Regions from separate parts of the Homo sapiens genome. Here region 2 is linked to region 1. A link is an interaction called in ENCODE POLR2A ChIA-PET data of the cell type or tissue named here. Cell type or tissue: PC-9. All regions are shown on one strand. Each heading gives the region's core, and the rest is flanking DNA. Links, peaks and the distances in the headings are about the cores only.

Evidence for each region. ChIA-PET counts read pairs that join two places held together with the same protein. Peaks named below come from ENCODE experiments on the same cell type or tissue, not always from the same donor. Only the 100,000 strongest peaks of a DNase experiment are listed, where the experiment ranks them.
Region 2: POLR2A ChIA-PET joins it to region 1 with 7 read pairs; 9 of 35 experiments call an interaction of 5 or more read pairs at or near these places.

What each region holds. Positions count from the first base shown.
Region 1 is chr2:43,112,915-43,122,148 of GRCh38, forward strand. No RefSeq gene overlaps it. Among named protein-coding and RNA genes, the nearest start is that of LINC02580, 15 kb to the left of the region's middle. In PC-9, for the core only: no CTCF peak of the experiment used is centred there; a DNase peak (open chromatin) is centred at 3,707.
Region 2 is chr2:43,197,762-43,206,995 of GRCh38, forward strand. No RefSeq gene overlaps it. Among named protein-coding and RNA genes, the nearest start is that of ZFP36L2, 24 kb to the right of the region's middle. In PC-9, for the core only: no CTCF peak of the experiment used is centred there; no DNase peak of the experiment used is centred there; H3K27ac peaks cover 390 bases.

The DNA.
Region 1 (9,234 bases), core at 2,433-4,932:
TCAGGACACAGACATGTTTAACCAGGTGCTAGGGATAAGCTGTGCCTGAGCCCACTGTAAGGGTAAGGCCCATTCTCTGCCCTCATGGGGCTTACAGTCTATAAAACGGCACAGAGGTAGAAACACTTCAGTGTGTCTTCACAAGTCACTCCTAGAAAACCAAGAAAGGTACAGGAGGAAAGAGGGAGGTACCTACCAAATAGATGCAGAAGCTAACCACTTCTTCTCTCTTACCCACTGCTACTACCATCATCTCTGGCCTGGATGAAGGCAAAGGGTCCAGAACACAGCACCCCTGCTCCTACTACAGGGACTTGGCGCCTGTTGTTCCCTCTGCCCTTCCTGAAGTATCCTCATGTTTTAGCATCTTCATGTCTTTGCTCAAATATCCCTTCTCAATGAGGCCACCCAAGTAAAGTTCACAACAATGCCCCTCTCTCTGGCAGTCCACAAACATGTAATTATGTGCAATACAAGAGGCTTTGCTCACTGGCTCTGCACAGCCCACTCTCTTCAGAAACTTAGGACAAATTCCCCATTGGCCTTGGCCAGAGGCTATTTCTGTGGCTCACAAAAGTGTACCCAGAAGGAGCCTTCCTGCCACCCATTCAGCCAGTGCATGGGATCAAGCTTGGTTCCTTCAGCTTGCTTACCCCAAGGCTGGTCCTGTCCCCTCCTGGAGAAATCCCAGCAGAGCCTGGACAGCCTTTCTGTCCCCTCTCCTCCACCTTGACCAAAAGGCCTAGTCCCAGATGGACCCTGGGAGCCTGGCCTGGAGCAGTTCAAGTTCCTGTCCAGGAAGATATGTCTCTCTTTACCAGGCTCCAGAATGTAATATTTAGGATGTAGAAATCAGCTCTGACCTGTTACAGCAGGACTGAGAAGCTTATCACCAAAACTCCCTTTCCCTTCTCCCTAGGCACCCATCTAGACTACAGTTCCAGCTCCCTTGCTATCCAGGGTGGCCAGTGGAGTGTGAGCAGAAACAATGTGTCTCGCTTCTGGCCTAAGGATGTTAGGCAGATGTGCCTCATCCACCTCTCTTTCCCCCGCTGCCTGACCTCATGGCCTAGAGACAGCAGAGCCATAAGGTGGAAGGAGCCTGGGTGCCTGAATCTCCACTCAGAGGAAGGCTGCCTGCCAATCACAGCATCTGAGCCTTTATGTGAGTGAAAAAAGAAACTTTGTGAGCAGCCCACATTTGGGAAATTGGCTACGACATGAATTTGGTGCTTAAAATTAAATTTCACCCTGCTCACTCCAACACTGCTCTGTCCCCTCCCCTAATTGCATTTCTCACCTGAACAATGTTCCCTCCTCCCCACCCATACCAGACCTCCAGTGAAGGCTGAGCAACTTATGGATGAATAATTTCTGCTCTTAGGCTCTGTGAGCTGATGTTGAAGGCAGACTGGCAGGGAGGGAAGGCTCCTCCCACCACCTGCCTATAAGCCTGGTTTCAAAGTATGTGGATTTGGGCAAGATTCCAATCTTGCAGACTCAGCTTCCTCAACCTTAAAAATGGAACAATAGCATCTGCCCAGGCTACTTCACAGAGGAAAAGATCAGGAAGCTTGATATGCAGGAGCAGCTGCTCTGAGCAGATCCTCTACAAATATCATCTCACATCACTTATCTCAGATGGGCAAACTGAAGCATATAGGGGCTTAAAAGTAACCTGTCCAAGTTCATGCAATTGGTAAGTAGTGGCCCCCAGCCCTAACTTGGTCTTCCCCATCATCTCTCTATAATCAGATGGCACCACCACCCACCTGGCTACTCAACCCAGAAACCTCAGGTCATCCCTGCTCCTCTCTTGTCCTCACCTCCTATAGACAATTGGGCACCAAAGTCCGGTTTTTTGCCTTAATAAATCATTCTCCAATCTTGCCCTTTCCTCCATGTCTGTTGCCACCACCCTAGTCCAAGGCCCCCGCATGCCTCTCCTGAATCCTGCAGGAGCATCCTTGCCAGTCCCCATGCTAGTCTTCTTCCACTCCACCACGCTCACCCCCATGGCAGCCTCGAGCACCTTTTTGGAAATGCAAATCTAGCCATGCCAACTCCCAGGTTAAGCCAGCTCAATGGCTTCCCACTGCTCTTATGACAAAGACCTGGGCATGGTCTGCCCGGCCTGTGCCATCCAGCCTCTTCTCGAGCCCCTCCCACTCTGCTCCTCCTCTCTCCGTTTCAGTCATGGCAGCCTTCTTCCAGTCCCCTGAACACCCACCAGCTTCCTCCTTGGTAGAAGCATTCTTTGCACATGCTGTTTCTTCTGCATGGAACACCCTTCCTCCCCATCTTCACCTGGTTGACTCCTAATCACCCTTTTTGTATCTCAGGTCTGGTGTCACTTCTTCAAAAACTTTTCCCTGACCTCTTGACTAGGAGACATCCTCCTAGAGCACTCATTGCTGCTATTATTTTATGTCTCTTCGAGTAATTATTTGAGGAATATGTCTCCCTTACATGATTTTAAGCTCCTTCAGGACGAGAACCATGTGCATTTTGCTCACCATTGAAACCCAGTGGATGTGGAAATCAGTAGACACAGTGTCCAGCACATAGCAGAACTTGAATATTGGCTGAATGAATGAATCAGTGAAAGCTAGAATTGAAATCTAAGTCTTCATGACTCCTCTGCAAATTGCTGTGGGGAATTGTATTTGTCTGCTTGGGCTGCCGTAACAAAATAGCACAGATTGAGTGGCTTAAACAGGAATTTGTTTTCTCACACTTCTGGAGGCTGGAAGTCCAAGATCAAAATGCCAGCACGGGGCTACATATGGTGGCTCATGCCTGTAATCACAGCACTTTGGGAGGCTGAGGCAGGTGGATCACTTGAGTTTAGGAGTTCAAGACCAGCCTGGGCAACAGGTGAAACCCCCATCTCTACCAAAAAATACAAAAAAATTAGCCAGGTGTGGTGGGCACCTGTAATTCCAGCTACTCGGGAGGCTGAGGAAGGAGAATCACTTAAACCCAGGAGGCAGAGGTTGCAGTGAGCTGAGTTCACACCACTGCACTCCAAACCCGGGGACAGAGTAAGACTCTGTCTCAAAAAAAAAAAAAAGAAAATGCCAGCAGAGTTGGTTTCTGATAAGGCCTCTCTCCTTGAATTGCTCCTTCTCACTGTGCCCTCTCACAGTCTCTTCCCTCGGGGCATGCATGCAGAGAGGAGGGCTGTGGCGCTTCCTCCTTTTCTATAAGGACACCAATTTATCAGATTAGGACCCCACACTGAGAACCTCATTTAACCTTTTTTGTTTGTTTGTTTTGTTTGTTTTTGAGATGAAGTCTCACTCTGTCATCCAGGCTGGAGTGCAGTGGCGCCATCTCACCTCACTGCAACCTTTGCCTCCCGGGCTCAAGAGATTCTCCCACCTCAGCCTCTTGAATAGCTGGGACCATGGGCAAGCCCCACCACACCCGGCTAATTTTTGTATTTTTAGTAGAAACAGGGTTTAGCCATGTTGGCCAGGCTGGTCTCGAACCCTTGACCTCAAGTGATCTGCCTGCCGCCTCCCAAAGTGCTGGGATTACAGGCATGAGCCACCACACTCAGCCTCATTTAACCTTAATTACTTCCTCAAAGGCCTTATCACCAAATAGGGTCACACTGGGAGTCAGAGCTTTCACATGTGAATCTGGTGGGGAGATACAATTTACTCCAAGACATTCCATCCTCTGGCCCCATAAAATTCATGTTCTTCTCTCATGCAAAATTCATTCAGCCCATCCCAGCAACCCCAGACGTTTTAACCCATTCCAACATCAATTCCAAGTCCAAAGTCTCACTGAATATCTAAACCAGGTATGGGTGAGACTTGAGGTATGTTTCATCCTGAGGCAAAATTCTCTCCAGCTGTGAACCTATGAAACCAGACAAGCTTATGTGCTTCCAAAATACGATGGTGGGGAGGCATAGAATAGACATCCTTATTCCAAAAGGGAGAAATTGGAAAGAAGAAAGGGGCAATGGATCCCAAACAAATCCAAAACCTAGCAAGGAAAATTCCATTAGATCTGCAATCCATTAGGCTGTAGTCCCAGCACTTTGGGAGGCCAAGGCAGAAGGATTACTTGAGCTCAGGAGTCCAAGACCATCCTGGGCAACATGGCGAAACTCTGTCTCTACAAAAAATACAAAAATTAGCCAGGTATGGTGGTGCATGCCTGTATTCCCAGCTACTCGGGGGTAGGGGTGCTGAGGCAGGAGGATTGCTTGAGCCCAGAAGGTCAAGGTTGCAGTTAGCCATGATCACACCACTGCATCCTAGCCTGGGTGACAGAAGGAGACCCTGTCTCAAAAAAACAAAAAATAATGAATAATCCTCTTTGGCTGAATGCTGTGCCCACTGGGGCAGCTTCATCACCCCCACCACCCTAGGTGGTAGATCCCATTCTGCAGCTCTGCTAGTCACCTTGCCCCTGAGGCACTGGGCAACATTTCGGCCCACTGAAACCAAGAAGGTGGCCCCGCTCTCTGAAAGCAGGAAAAAACAACCAAGCCCCTGGGCCTGGGGTGTGAATGGCAGCCCTGATAATCTCCAAATTGTCTTCAGGGGTCATTCTTCCCTTTTCTTGAAGGATAACGTATGTTCAAAGCTGGATAACTCTATTGTCCTGTCCTGTAGAATCCCAGAAGTCCAACAGCCTTCTTTCATTCTGTTCCATTTTCTCTGTTTTCTTTAGTCCCAGCTGGAAGTGTTTCTGCTAATATAATCCCATCTCTATTCCTGGCTTCAACTGAGATGGTTGATTAAGTTCGTGGGAATCTTTTTATGGAGTGATTGTCCAGACAGGCCTTTGGTATTTGCACCAAGCAGAGAAACGTGTTTTCTCTCTTTTTGAAATATGGACAGGCTGAGCATTTCCAAATCTTTAAATTCTGGTTCCTTTTTGCATAACAATTCCTTCAACTTATCTCTTTCCTCTTGCATTTTATTATAAGCAGTAAGGAGAAACCAGGCTACACTTTCACCACTTTGCTTAGAAATCTCCTGTGCTAAATATCCAAGGTCATCACTCCCAAGTTTTACCTTGACTGAACACAATTCAGCCAAGTTCTTTACTACTTTATAACAAGGATTGCCTTTTTACCAGTTTCCAACATCATGCTCCTCATTTCTGAGACCTTACCATAAGTACATTTAATGTTCATATTTCTACCAACATTCTGTTTATGATGATATATGTATTCTCTTAGATGATAGAAACTTTTTCTACAACTCTTTCCTTTCTGAGCCTTCACCAGAATCACGTTTAATGTTTGTATTTCTACCAACAGTCTCTTCAAGGCATTCTAGGCTTTTTCTAACATGCACCTCAAAACTCTTCAGTCTTTGCCCATTACCTAATTCCAAAGCCACTTCCACATTTTTAGGTATTTGTTATAGTAGCATCCACTCTTGGTAGCAAAATCTATATTAGTCAGGGTTCTCTGGAGAAACAGAACCTATAGGAGATATATACATCTCCTATGTATACATAGATGGTCCCCAACTTATGATGGTTCAGAATTATGATGTTTTTCACTTCATGATAGTGCAAAAGCAATACACATTCAGTAGAAACCATTCTTCAAATTTTCAGTTTGGATCTTTTCCTGGGCTAGCGGTATGTGGTATGATATTCTCTCATGATGCTGGGCAGCAGCAGTGAGCTGCAGCTCCCAGTCAGTCATACAATTATGAGGTTAAATAACTGATATTCTACAGTTTACTGTATTGCCCGATGATTTTTGCCCAACTGTAGGCTAATGTAAGTGTTCCGAGCACATTTACATTAGGCAGGCCAAGCTGTGATGTTTGGTAGGTTAGGTGTATTCAGTACATTTTTGACTTATGATATTTTCAACTTACGATGGGTTTACTGAGATATATCCCCATCATAAGTCAAGGAACATGTGTGTGTGTGTGTGTGTGTGAGAGAGAGAGAGAGAGAGAGAGAGAGAGTATGAGGTATTGGTTCAAGCAATTATGGAGGGTGGCAAGTTCAAAATCGGTAGAGCCAATGTCCCAGTTTCCATGTGAAGGCCAGCAGGCTACTGCAGAATCAGGAAGAGCTGATGTTCCAATTTTAGGTTTGTCAGGCAGAATTCTCTTTTATTTAGGGCAGGGTCAACCTTTTGTTCTATTTAAACTTTCAACTGATTGGATGAGGCCCACCTGCATCATGGAGGGCAATCTGCTTTACTTAGTCTACAGATTTAAATGTTAATCCCATTCAAAAACACCCTCATAAAACACCCAGAATAATGTTTGACCAAATATCTGGACACTTCATGAACCAGTCAAGTTGACACATAAGATTAACCATCATAGGAATCATACCAGAAGATAGATGTGATCAAGGCTTAATGAGTATCCAAGACCAATGTAAGAGATTAGCACCAGGGCTAGAATTGTGATTTGCCATTCAGTCATTTCATACACATTTACTACACACATATTACTAGTATCTCAGTTATCTATTGCTGTGTAACAAATCACACCAAAATGTAGTGGCTTAAAACAGCAATGATTTATTATTTCTCATGATTTTGCGGATCAGGAATTTGGGTAGGGCTCAGCTGGTTGGTTCTTCTGCTCCAGGTGGCATCTTAGTGCCACTTATTCAACTGAGTTAGCCTAGAAAGTCCAAAATGGCTGCACTAAAATATCTGATGCCTTAGCTCCTCCACATGGCCTCTCTGTCTCCATGTGCTGTCTCATCATTCATGAATCTACCCACACTTCTTTTCAGCTAGGTGGCTAGATTCCTTGAGAGCATTCCAATAGAACAAGCCGCAAGAGGAGAAGCAAGTGCTTATTAGATCTATACTTGCATCATGCTTATCAATGTTACATTGTCCACAGCAAGTTACATGCTCAAGCCCGTGAGGGGAAGACAACGATACAAGGGCATGAATGCCAAAAGATATTATTCACTGGGAGCCACCAATATAACAGTTCACCCCAAGATATGAGGGGACACTACTCCTGACTCTTGTCCTCAAGTATCTCACAGACCAGTACAGCACTTCTGAAATGTGTTAGAGATCACAGAATTCTCAACATCATTCATGCATTCAGCAAGCCCTAATATGAATTCCTGACATCTGATAAAGTGTCCCATTTTGTAAAGGCAGATTATCATATGATGATAAGTGTAGTCACATATTTATACTTTTCATACATATATTAATACATTTTTTAACATAATTTTTTGAGATGGAGTCTCGCTCTGTCACCCAGGCTGGAGTGCAGTGGCATGATCTCGGCTCACTGCAAGCTCTGCCTCCCGGGTTCACGCCATTCTCCTGCCTCAGCCTCCAGAGTAGCTGGGACTACAGGGGCCTGCCACCACGCCCGGCTAATTTTTTGTATTTTTAGTAGAGACGGGGTTTCACCGTGTTAGGCAGGATGGTCTTGATCTCCTGACCTCGTGATCTGCCCGCCTCGACCTCCCAAAGTGCTGGGATTATAGGCGTGAGCCACTGCGCCCGGCCTCAACATAAATTTTAAACTAAAAATGTTACTAGTTTTGGCCAAGCACAGCAACTCACACCTATAATCTCAGCACTTTGGGAGGCCAAGTCAGGAGGATTGCTTTTAGCTCAGGAGTTTGAGACCAGCCTGGGCAACATAGTGAGACCCCGTCTCTACAAAAAAATATAAAAATTAGCCAGGCATGGTGGCATGCACCTGTAGTCCTAACTACTCAGGAGGATGAGGTGGGAGGATCACTTGAGCCTAGGAGGTCAAGGTTGCAGTGAGCCATGATTGGGCCACTGCACTCCAGCCTGGGAGACAGAGCAAGACCCTGTCTCAAAAAGAAAAAAAAAATTACTAATTTTGTGTGTTTGTGGGAGGAGACTTTTTACATTCCATGGTACGGTAACGTTGCTCAAAAAGTTCTGGAAATGCTGGCCTGGTAGGAATTTAAAGCTTATAGAGAAGGGCTTTAGGTGTCTAGGACCATAAATGCAGGCTGCCCACAGTGGATCAGACACAGTTTGTTCCAGAGGAATGGAAAGCCCTCCTTTCTGTGGGACTGCCTGTGTCCCTTGTGTCCCTTGGCCTTGAGTGATGGGAGGTCAGGAGCATCATTGCTACACCACCTGAGGAGTGTCTGGGACAGCCCCTGTCAGTCGACTCCAACACATTCTACTGCATCAACACTGACCCTCTGTCACCTGGCGCGAAAGAATCCCATGTCTTACACACTGGGCAACACCCACCCCACTCTACCCCACCCCATCTCACTGCACTTCAGAATGATTGTGGCTATCAAGAGGCAGTTTTCAAGAGCTTAAAAGTTCTGTCCTGAAGCCCCCTCTCTGAGACACTGCATAAAGAAAGGCCCCCAACACGGACCACCTCCAGGAGCTCACTGAGAAAGCTGCCAGCCAGGGACAGGGGCTACCCAGGGTGGACTTCATGCACCAGCTGCAGTAGAATCTCCAGAAGCTGCTAGGAGATTCCAATTCATTCAGTTGGAAGGGGCCTGGGAATCTTCATTCTTAGTCTCTGCTGTGAGGATTATCACAGGTCACAGGAGGCTAGGCCCTTCCCAAATTTAGGGTTTCTAGGTGGTCGTTTCTGAAAGGTCCCCATAGACTGAGACCACTTTAGGACAGGAAGGGGCAGGTGAGGGAAACCAACCCTGAGATGTGGCCCTAGCTGATGTCCAGGCAGGATGCAGGTGACCGGCAGCCAGAGATTCAAGTCACTTCATGTGCTGAATGAGCTTTGTATTTTTCAGAGCTTTTTATTTTTATCTTACAACCTCAGAAACAACTTGTTTCCACAGGTTCTCCTCACAGAACAATCCTCTGAGATTAAATCTGTTTTGAGTTGTATTTTGAAAAAAGAGGAAATTGGATCCTGGTTCCAGATGGGATGGAAGGAGAGGAGAGAGAGGGAGTTCAGGAAGGAGGCAAAAGGCATAGATTTCCAGAATCTTCCTCATGGTTTCCTCTCACGTGCATCTCATCCTGGCACTCCTACCCATGAAGACAAAACCCAGCTCTAGCTTGAATACACCCCCCCCCACCCTTCCTGCCTCCCTCCCCCGCATTCCAAAGCTGCCCACAGCACCTCTCTGAACCAGGGCCTCTGGTCTCACCTGGTCACCAGCTCTGCCTGAGTCCTTCCCTCCAGGACCTTCTCTCCAGAATAGCCCAGATCCCCCAGTGTCTACTCACAGCTGGTTGCTCAGGAAGGACAGGGTCTGCCCACACAGCAAGGA
Region 2 (9,234 bases), core at 3,899-6,398, 86 kb after region 1:
TAGAGGAAATAGGGTAGCTGGGGCCTGGAGGAACCTTGTGGGCCTTGGCTGCCTTCTTTTTTTTTTTTTTTGAGATGAACTTTCACCGTTGTTGCCCAGGCTGGAGTGGAATGGCACCATCTCAGCTCACTGCAACCTCCGCCTCCTGGGTTCAAGTGATTATCCTGCTTCAGCCTCCCAAGTAGCTGGGATTACAGGCGCCCGCCATCATGCCCAGCTAATTTTTTGTATTTTTAGTAGAGATGGGGTTTCATTATGTTGGTCAGGCTGGTCTCGAACTCCTGACCTCAGGTGATCCACCCGCCTCAGCCTCCCAAAGTGCTGGGATTACAGGCGGGAGTCACCGCGTCCGGCCTTTGGCTATCTTCTTGTCACAGGGTCCCCCACTCAGTGCCCCTGAAGGCCAGGCTGGCAGTGGGGTAGGGGGTGGGGCAGGAATTTTCCAAAAGTCCAGATGCCTAGTGAGGCTCCGCTCCTGGGCCAAGTATGGAAGGCAGCAGAGAAGCAAGAGGATGGACCCCAAGTGAGAGGGACACAGGAAACCCTGAGGCAGGGCCAGAGGAGAAGAGCACCCAGGAAAGGAAAGTGCCGGCTCAGAGGTGCTGGGAGGGTGGGTCCTACTCCTTAGGTGAACACAGACACCAGAGGCCCAGCACCAGCTGCCCTCCTACCCTGCACATCAGCTCTCAACTTAATTCGCCGCACAACCTGAGACAAGATTCTAGGCAGCCAGGGCTCTGGCCCAGCTCTGCACCCTTTGCCGGGTGACCTTGGGCGGGTCTTGGTCCCTCTCTGGGCCTCAGTCTCCTCTTCAGGAAAGGGCAAGCAGATGAGTTTCGAAGGCCCTCCCAGGTCTAATGTCTCTGCTGCCCTGACCCAGCCTCCCTGGCCCACTTCCCTGTGGCTCAGGAATCTTCAGTGTCTACCTCTAGGATCAGGGTCAAGTTTGAGTGTTCAGGACCCTCTGCATCTGGTGCCATCCAGCCTCATCAGCCTCACTTCCCTTGTTTTCTGGGGGTCCAGCAGGGACCTTGGGTCCTTGCTCCAACCTCCTTTCCTTTCCCCACCAAGGGCCCTGATTCTGGAACACCTGCCCTCTCCTGCAGGGCTGGCTTCATGAACAGTGACCTATGCAGCCCCATGGTTGGTTTAATGCTCTGTTAATGTCATCCTGGAATTTAAAAATTTTGAGCAAGGGCAAGGGGCCCTGACTTTCTTTTTTTCTTTTCTTTTCCTTTTTTTTTTTTTTTTTTTTTGAGACAGAGTCTCGATCCCTTGCCCAGGCTGGAGTGCAGTGGCGCGGTATTGGCTCACTGCAACCTCAGCCTCCCGGGTTCAAGCAATTCTCGTGCCTCAGTCTCCCAAGTAGCTGGGACTATAGGTGTATGCCACCATGCCTGGCTAATTTTTGTATTTTTGGTAGAGATGGGTTTTCACCATGTTGGCCAAGCTGGTCTTGAACTCCTGACCTCAAGCGATCCGCCTGCCTTGGCCTCCCAAAGTGCTGGGATTACAGGTGTGAGCCACCACGGGGCCCTGACTTTCCATTTTAGACTGGACTCCACAAATTATGTATCAGCCCTGCCTTCTTCTCCTCCCATCAACCGTTCCTCAGCCCTACCTCCCCTCCAAACCCTCATGGACCAGGGAGAAGGTCTGGCGTGGGATGGCCAGCCCTACAGTCCAAGGAAAAGAAGCAGAGACCCTTTGACATCACGGGCCCAGGCCATATGTCACCAGAGAAAATGGGCACAGAACTGCCAGGGGACATGGAGAACGGAAAGAAGGAGAGCCCCTGGTTCTGTCTTGGAAGAAGACTCGGCTTCCGCCCCCAGGAGGCCCCATTCTAAAGGGGGAGGCCAAGCAGCTGGCCCCGGAAGGCCCTCATCTCCTGAGGGAGGCAGTTCTCTGCCAGGGCACCGTGGTGCCAGGGGCCAGCCCACACTTTGGGCTCACACTCTCCTTTCCTGGGACCCTTCCTAGGAGCAGCGGCAGGAGGATGTAGCTGTGCTGGGGCTGGAGAAGCAGGAGCTGGGTACCTCTCTACTCCTAACCCCAACCCTGCAGAGTTCCGACTCCCAAACATCCCTTTGTGCACCCACAAAGAGAAGCTTCTCCCCAACACACTCCACTGAAGGAAGGCGTTGCCTTTCCTATTTGTAAATAGCCTTGCTGAGGTGGGGCCCACGTGGGCATGCCCCTCTGGCGGCAGCCCCTGCAGTGCCGTCCTCCCTCCCTGGCTCCAGGGTATGTGGTGTGGCCTCCCTGGGGGCAGGGCCGTCCTTTCCCAGCCACAGCTGGAGGGCTGTGTCCTGTGGGCCCTGTGAGTCAGGCCCAATCCCCTCCCTGTAGCCAGCAAGCACTACAGTGACCTCAGCCTCTGCTCACCTGGTGAGCCTGCTTCCTGGTGGGGGCAGACAGAGCCAGGACCTGCAGGGACTGTGATCCTGCTGATACCTCAGGGCACCTGAGGCCTTTGGCCAGTCTTGGATCCCAGGGAGTAGAGTAGAGGAGGCAGGATGAGTGGGAGCCTGTCCACATCAGGTACCCGCCTTACCTCTGGGTATTTGCTAATGGGATCCCCTTTCCCAGCTTTCTTTTTTTCTTTGAGACGGAGTCCTGCTCTGTTGCCCAGGCTGGAATGCAGTGGCGCAATCTCAGCTCACTGCAACCTCCGTCTCCTGGGTTCAGGTGACTCTCCTGCCTCAGCCTCTGGAGTAGCTGGGATTACAGGCGCTCGCCACCATGCCCAGCTAATTTTTGTATTTTAATAGAGACAGGGTTTTGTCATGTTGGCCAGGCTGGTCTTGAACTCCTGACCTCAGGTGATCCACCTGCCTCGGCCTCCCAAAGTGCTGGGATTACAGGCATGAGCCATCGCACCCGGCCCCCTTGCCCAGCTTTCTGTGCTGGGCTATCTCCACTCACTCTGAAACAACTGACTTGAGACTCTCTTCTTTGTTTTTTTTAGACAAGATCTCCTCTGTTGCCCAGGCTGGAGTGCAGTGGTGCCATCGTGGCTCCCTCAACCTCCTGGTGGGCTCAGGTGATCCTCCCACCTCTCCCACATCAGCTTCTCCAGTGGCTGGGACCACAGGTGTGTACCACCTGGCTAAGTTTCAAAAATTTTTGTACAGACAGGGCCTCAGTATATTGCCCAGGCTGGTCTCAAACTCCTGGGCTCCAGTGATCCTCCTACCTTGGCCTCCCAAAGTGTTGGAATTATCGGCGTGAGCCACCATGCCTGGCTGAAACACTCTTTCCCTAAGAATCTTTCCTTGAAACTCAGCCTTCCCACGCTGCTACCTCGAGTGACCACTTAGCAAAGTATGTCTGTCTCTAGCCTGAACCACCCTGGGTTTTCTGAGGGCGGGCCTGTCATCTACTCCCCAAGACCCCTGGCAGGTCTGGAGCTAGGATCAAGTTTGCGGTGTGAGGGGCCGCAAGGAGCAGAGGGTAAGAGGCAGGTAGGAAGGAGTAGGGGACAGGCTGGGTTTCCTGTCTTCTGATGTGTCCAAAGTATGGGCTCCATCTGCCATAACAGTAAGTGCTGATTACCAGCCTGTGTGCCTACGGAGTGGGAATTCACGGATGGTGAACCTGGGGCTTGGCTGGACAAAGTGGACTGCTCAAGTCACACCAGTAAGAAGGTGCCTGTACGGCTGTAGCAGGCTAAGGTGATGTCTACGGCTCAGCGGCCCAACCCCAATATGTGCTGCATCCAGGTAGAGGCTGAACTAACTGAGGTCTTAAAGGCTCCAGGCCTGAGGATTTGAGCCTCCAAATGATTTTAGCTGAGGCTCCAACCAACCCCCAGCTGCTGCCCCCTGGACTGGCAGCCCCTCAACCCACTCCCCAGCAAGTGTCCTCCCTCTCACCAGTTCAACTGGCTCCCAGTTCAGCTGCAGAAACGGCCAAACCTCTCTGTGGAACCCAAACAGGAAGCTGGGGAGAAGGGAGCCAACGGCCAAGGACCTTTGAGGCTCCTCCAGGAAGTGTGAGGGGAGATGAGAGGGGTGAAGATGGGCCTGCTGTCTTGCAGCCCCCAACACTGGGAGCCGACCAAAGCCTGTCTCACTTCCTCATGCTGGGAAGGAGCTGAGCATCCCTTAACCCACCTCCCCGCTGGCATGGACCAGAAAGGGCCTTGGGGAGAGGGTCAAGAGGGGCTCTTTGGAACCCTTGCTCCTGGGTCACTTTTTTAAAAATAGACTTTGTGCCAGGTGTAGTAGCTCATGTCTGTAATCCCAGCACTTTGGGAGGCCAAGGTGGACAGATCACTTGATCCCCAGAGTTTGAGACCAGCCTGGGAAACCTGGTCTCTACAAAAAATACAAAAAGTAGCCCAGTGTGGTGGTGCATACTTGTAGTCCCAGCTACTTGGGAGGCTGAGGTGGGAAGGATCACTAGAGTCTGACAGGGTGAGGCTGCAGTGAGCCGTGATCATGCCATTGCACTCCAGCCTGCATGACAGAGCAAGACCCTATCTCAAAAAAAAAAAAAAAAAAAAAAAAAAGGCTTTCTTTTTTAGAGTTTTGGCTTCTCAGCAAAAGTGAGCAGAAACTATAGAATGCTCATATACCTCCTTCTTCCCCCATTATCCATATCTCCCACCAGAGTGGTTCATTTGTTGTAATCAATGAACCTACATTGACACATAGTATCACCCAAAGTCCATAGTTTGCATTAGGGCTCACTCTTGGCCTTGTATATTCTGTGGGTTTGGACAAATGTATAATGACATCATACACTGTTGTTTCACTGCCCTAAAATCCTCTGTGCTCCATCTACCCATTTCTCCCTCTTCTCAGCCCCAGAGGACCACCTTTTTACCGATCATCTTTTTACTGTCTCCATAGTTTTGCCTTTTCCCAAATGTCATATAGTTGAAATCATACAGCATGCGTAACTTTTCAGATTGCCTTCTTTCACTTTGTGATATGCACTGAAGTTTTTCCTCCATGTCTTTTCATGACTTGATAGCTCATTTCTTTTTTTTTTCTTTTTGAGATGGAGTCTCACTCTGTTGCCCAGGCTGGAGTGCAGTGGCGCAATCTCAGCTCACTGCAACCTCTGCCTCCTGGATTCAAATGATTCTCCTGCCTCAGCCTCCCTAGTAGCTGGGATTACAGGCACGCACCACCACACCCAGCTAATTTTTGTATTTTTATTAGAGATGGGGTTTTGCCATGTTGGCCAGGTTGGTCACGAACTCCTGACTTCAGGTGATCCGCCTGCCTTGGCCTCCCAAAGTGCCGGAATTACAGGTGTGAGCCACCACGCCCAATCAATAGCTCATTTCTTTTTAGCATTTAATAATATTTCATTGTCTGGATGTCCCGCAATTTATTTCTCCCTTAACTACTGGAGGACATCTTGGTTATGCTCATGTTTTGGCAATTATGAATAAAGCTACTATAAGTATCTGTGTGCAGTTTTTTGTGCAGCAGACATAAGTTTTCTTTCTTTCTTTCTTTCTTTTTTTTTTTTTTTGAGACAGGGTTTCACTCTGTAGCCCCAGCTGGAACGCAGTGGCACAGTCTTGGCTCACTGCAGCTTCTACCTCCCGGGCTCAAGTGATCCTCCCACCTCAGTCTCCTGAGCAGCTGGGACTACAGGCGCTTGCCACCGCACCCGGCTAATTTTTGCATTTTTTTTTGTGGAGACGGGGTTTCACCATGTTATTCAGGTTAGTTTCAAACTCCTGAGCTCAAGCAATCCGCCCGCCTCGGCCTCCCAAAGTGCTGGGATCACAGGCTGCGGGTCACTTTTAGGGCAGGCTTTTCCTCACATAATCCTGAGATCCTATTAACTTCATTTCTTATCAGCCCGCCCTTAAGGGGCGAGCACCAGGATGGAGAGACACCTGGCTCTCAGGCTCTATGCTGTCACCAGCTCACCATGTCCTTGGCAAGTCACTTTACCAACCTGGCCTTCAGTTTCTCAGCCTGTGAAATGGAGCTCACAGCACTTTTCCCGCCTCAGGGATGTATGGGGAGGTCTCTGTCCACTAGGGATGAGGGGCATGGCTTGGCGTGGTGGTCAGTGCAGGGGTGATTGACCCCAGAAACCACAGCCTGCCCCATCTGGGGCTGGGCCAGGAGCAATGGCAACCTAGGGAGCCTGTCTGGCCCGACCATGGGGATATGTGGGGTGTCATCTTTGCACCCCTGCAGCCCTGGGCATCCCCAGGCCCTCCAGGAGTAGCCAGCAAGGTGTGGCTCCTGCCCGGTCATCTGCCACAGGAATGGAGGGAGGCAGCTGTGAGCAGACATGGCAAGACTCATCAGAGAGCCCCTGGCCTGAGATCTCCTTCACCTCCGCCTTCCATCTGCCACAGGCCACGGCCAGAGGCTCAGGAAGAGGACAGGCAGTGGGGGGACATGCAAACTGTGGGCAAACCTCAGGCACACAGACAGAGGTCTTGTTTCGTGCCCCCTGAGTAAAGGAGCTGGTGCTTTGGGAGGCTTAGCTCAACAGGGAGAGAGCGCTCCAAAGCCTGAGGCCCCACCCAGGCCCCTCAGAGGCTGCCCAGCCAGTGGGTGGCTGGGCAGGACCCCCACCCCATGCAGTGACTCCTCCATCCCCTTCTGGGGTCCTTGGGCCTTTCAGCCTCTTGTCCGCAGCCAGGCCCTGCCCCCAACAGCAAGACCCAACAAACCCATAGCTGTTTCCTGCCAACTTCCATTACCTCTTTCTTCTTTGACACCACAGAAAAAGAACAGAAAGGCCCCTCATCCCAAGCACTCAGATAATATCTGTTGGACATTTAAAAAATAATAACAGGCTGGGTGCAGTGGCTCACACCTGTAATCCCAGCACTTTGGGAGGCCGAGGCAGGCGGATCATTAGGTCAGGAATTTGAGACCAGCCTGACCAACATGACGAGAATCTGTCTCCACAAAAATACGAAAATCTGTCTCTACAAAAATACAAAAATTAGCCGGGCGTAGTGGCGCATGCCTGTAATCCCAGCTACCGGGAGGTACCAGAATTGCTTGAATCCGGGAGGCAGAGGTTGCAGTGAGACGAGATTGCGCCGCTGCACTCTAGCCTGGGCGACAGAGCGAGACTCTGTCTCAAAAATAAAATATAATAAAAAATAATAACAATATATTCACATGGTAGGAAAGTCAAACAAAAAGTATAAAATGAAGATAAAACTCTCCCCTCTTTTCCCAACCTTTCATTGAAGGTGACCGCTTAATAGTTTCTCAGGTAGCCTGCCAGAAAAAAATGTCATGCCCACGCTAGTGTATATGTATACATGTGTGTCTGTTAAAGACAATGTTCAGCCGAAGAGGTGGTGCTGTAACACATGGTTCTTTCCTTGCTCTTTTTTTTTTTGACAGGGTCTCGCTCTGTCCCCCAGGCTGGAGTGCAGTGGTACAATCTCTGCTCACTGCAACCTCCACCTCCTGGGTTAAAGCAATTCTCCCACTTCAGCCTCCCAAGTAGCTGGGACTACAGGTGTGTGCCACCATGCTCGGCTACTTTTTGTATTTTTGGTAGAGATGGGGTTCCATCTCTACGGAACCCCGTCTCTACCAAAGTTCTTTGGCCAGACTGGTCTTGAACTCCTGGCCTCAAGTGACTCGCCCGACTCAGCCTCCCATAGTGCTGGGATTACAGGCATGAGCTACCTCACCCAGTCTTTCAAGCTCTTTTAACTTTACCTGACAGCTTAAACATCCTTCTGACCACACAAAATCTACCATTTCACAGACATGCTGCCATGGGGCTGGTCTCCTGTAAACAGGCCACCTGGTGATCAGGCTCTTGTTAGGGAATTTTATTTTATTTTATTTTATTATTGTATTTTATTTGAGACAGAGTTTCACTGTGTGGCTCAGGCTGGAGTGAAGTGGTGTAGTGCAGTCTCAGCTCACTGCAACCTCCACGTCCCAGACTCAGATGATCCTCCCATCTCAGCCTCCCAAGTAGCTGGGACTACAGGCACGTACCACCATGCCCAGCTAATTTTTCTATTTTTAGTAGAGACGGGGTTTCTCCATGTTGCCCAGGCTGGTCTCAAACTCCTGGGCTCAAGCGATTCTCCCACCTCAGCCTCCCAGAGTGCTGGGATTATAGGCGTGAGCCACTGTGCCCGGCTGGAGGTAGAAATTTTAAAAGGACAGTGTGGCCTAATAAATGGGCTTCCTATACCCCTCTGGAACTCAGTGACTATTTGATGAGCACAACATTTCCCCTCCTGTATCTCCAGGGAAGAGTAACGATAAGGGAATAATAGATGAGGAAACAAGGCGCAGTGATTGAGGACCTGGCCCTAGACCACACACTGCAGGACCTCCAGGATGGAAGGGAGCAGCCCAGAGACTGTGCTCTGGGACATGGTGGGGGGTGCGATTGCTGTAGGAGGGCAGGAGCCTGGAGGAGTTTCCAGGGACAGGAGGGCTGGGCTGGAGGAGGCTGGCTGAGAAGGAGCTAGGGGTGAATAGGGGCCAAGGGAAGTGAAGGGACTTCCCAAACTGGATAAGGTACAGGTGCAAGAGTCACTCACCCCTCCTGGGCAGGGCGAGGGGTCTCAAGCCCTCTGCATCCCTCTTCCTCCATGGAGCCCCACGCAAAGAGGCTCTCTGTGTACTCCGACTTCACTAGAAGAAGTGACCATGGGAAAATCTGCAGGGATGGTGCCCACCAGGGGTGTGGGGCAAGGCACTGACATGACTTAGTGCCACTGTGTGCCAGGCAAGGTGTATTTTATGTATTATATGCCATTTAATCCTTGCACAAGAGACTATTTTACTGCTGAGGGAGGCTGGCCATTCCAGTTCATGGGAGCCATTCCAGTTCCCCATTCCCCAGGATGCATGAAGGTGGGGACTACATGGGCCCAGTGAAGGGGAGCCAGAGGGAAGAAGACGCCACCATCCTGGGCCCTGAAGACCTCTGAGGCCAGTGGCTCCAGCTTGCTCTGAGGAGGACGTTCTCCACCCGAGGGCCCATGGCCCCAGATCCAGCCTCAGGGCACCTCTCCCCTGCTGCCCTGTGCTTGGGCCAGGACCACAGCAACACCTGAGTCATCTCACCTTCTATCTCTCTGGTTTTCACTCACCTGCCTCCCCAGCTTGGGTTTCTTTGTGAAGAGAATTTTCTCTCTCCCTCCCATCTGTGCGCTCCCAGGGAAGCACAGCCTGCCTGGTGACAGCTTCTTTCAAGAATGCTCAGGGATGGCCAGGCGCGGTGGCTCACGCCTGTAATCCCAACATTTGG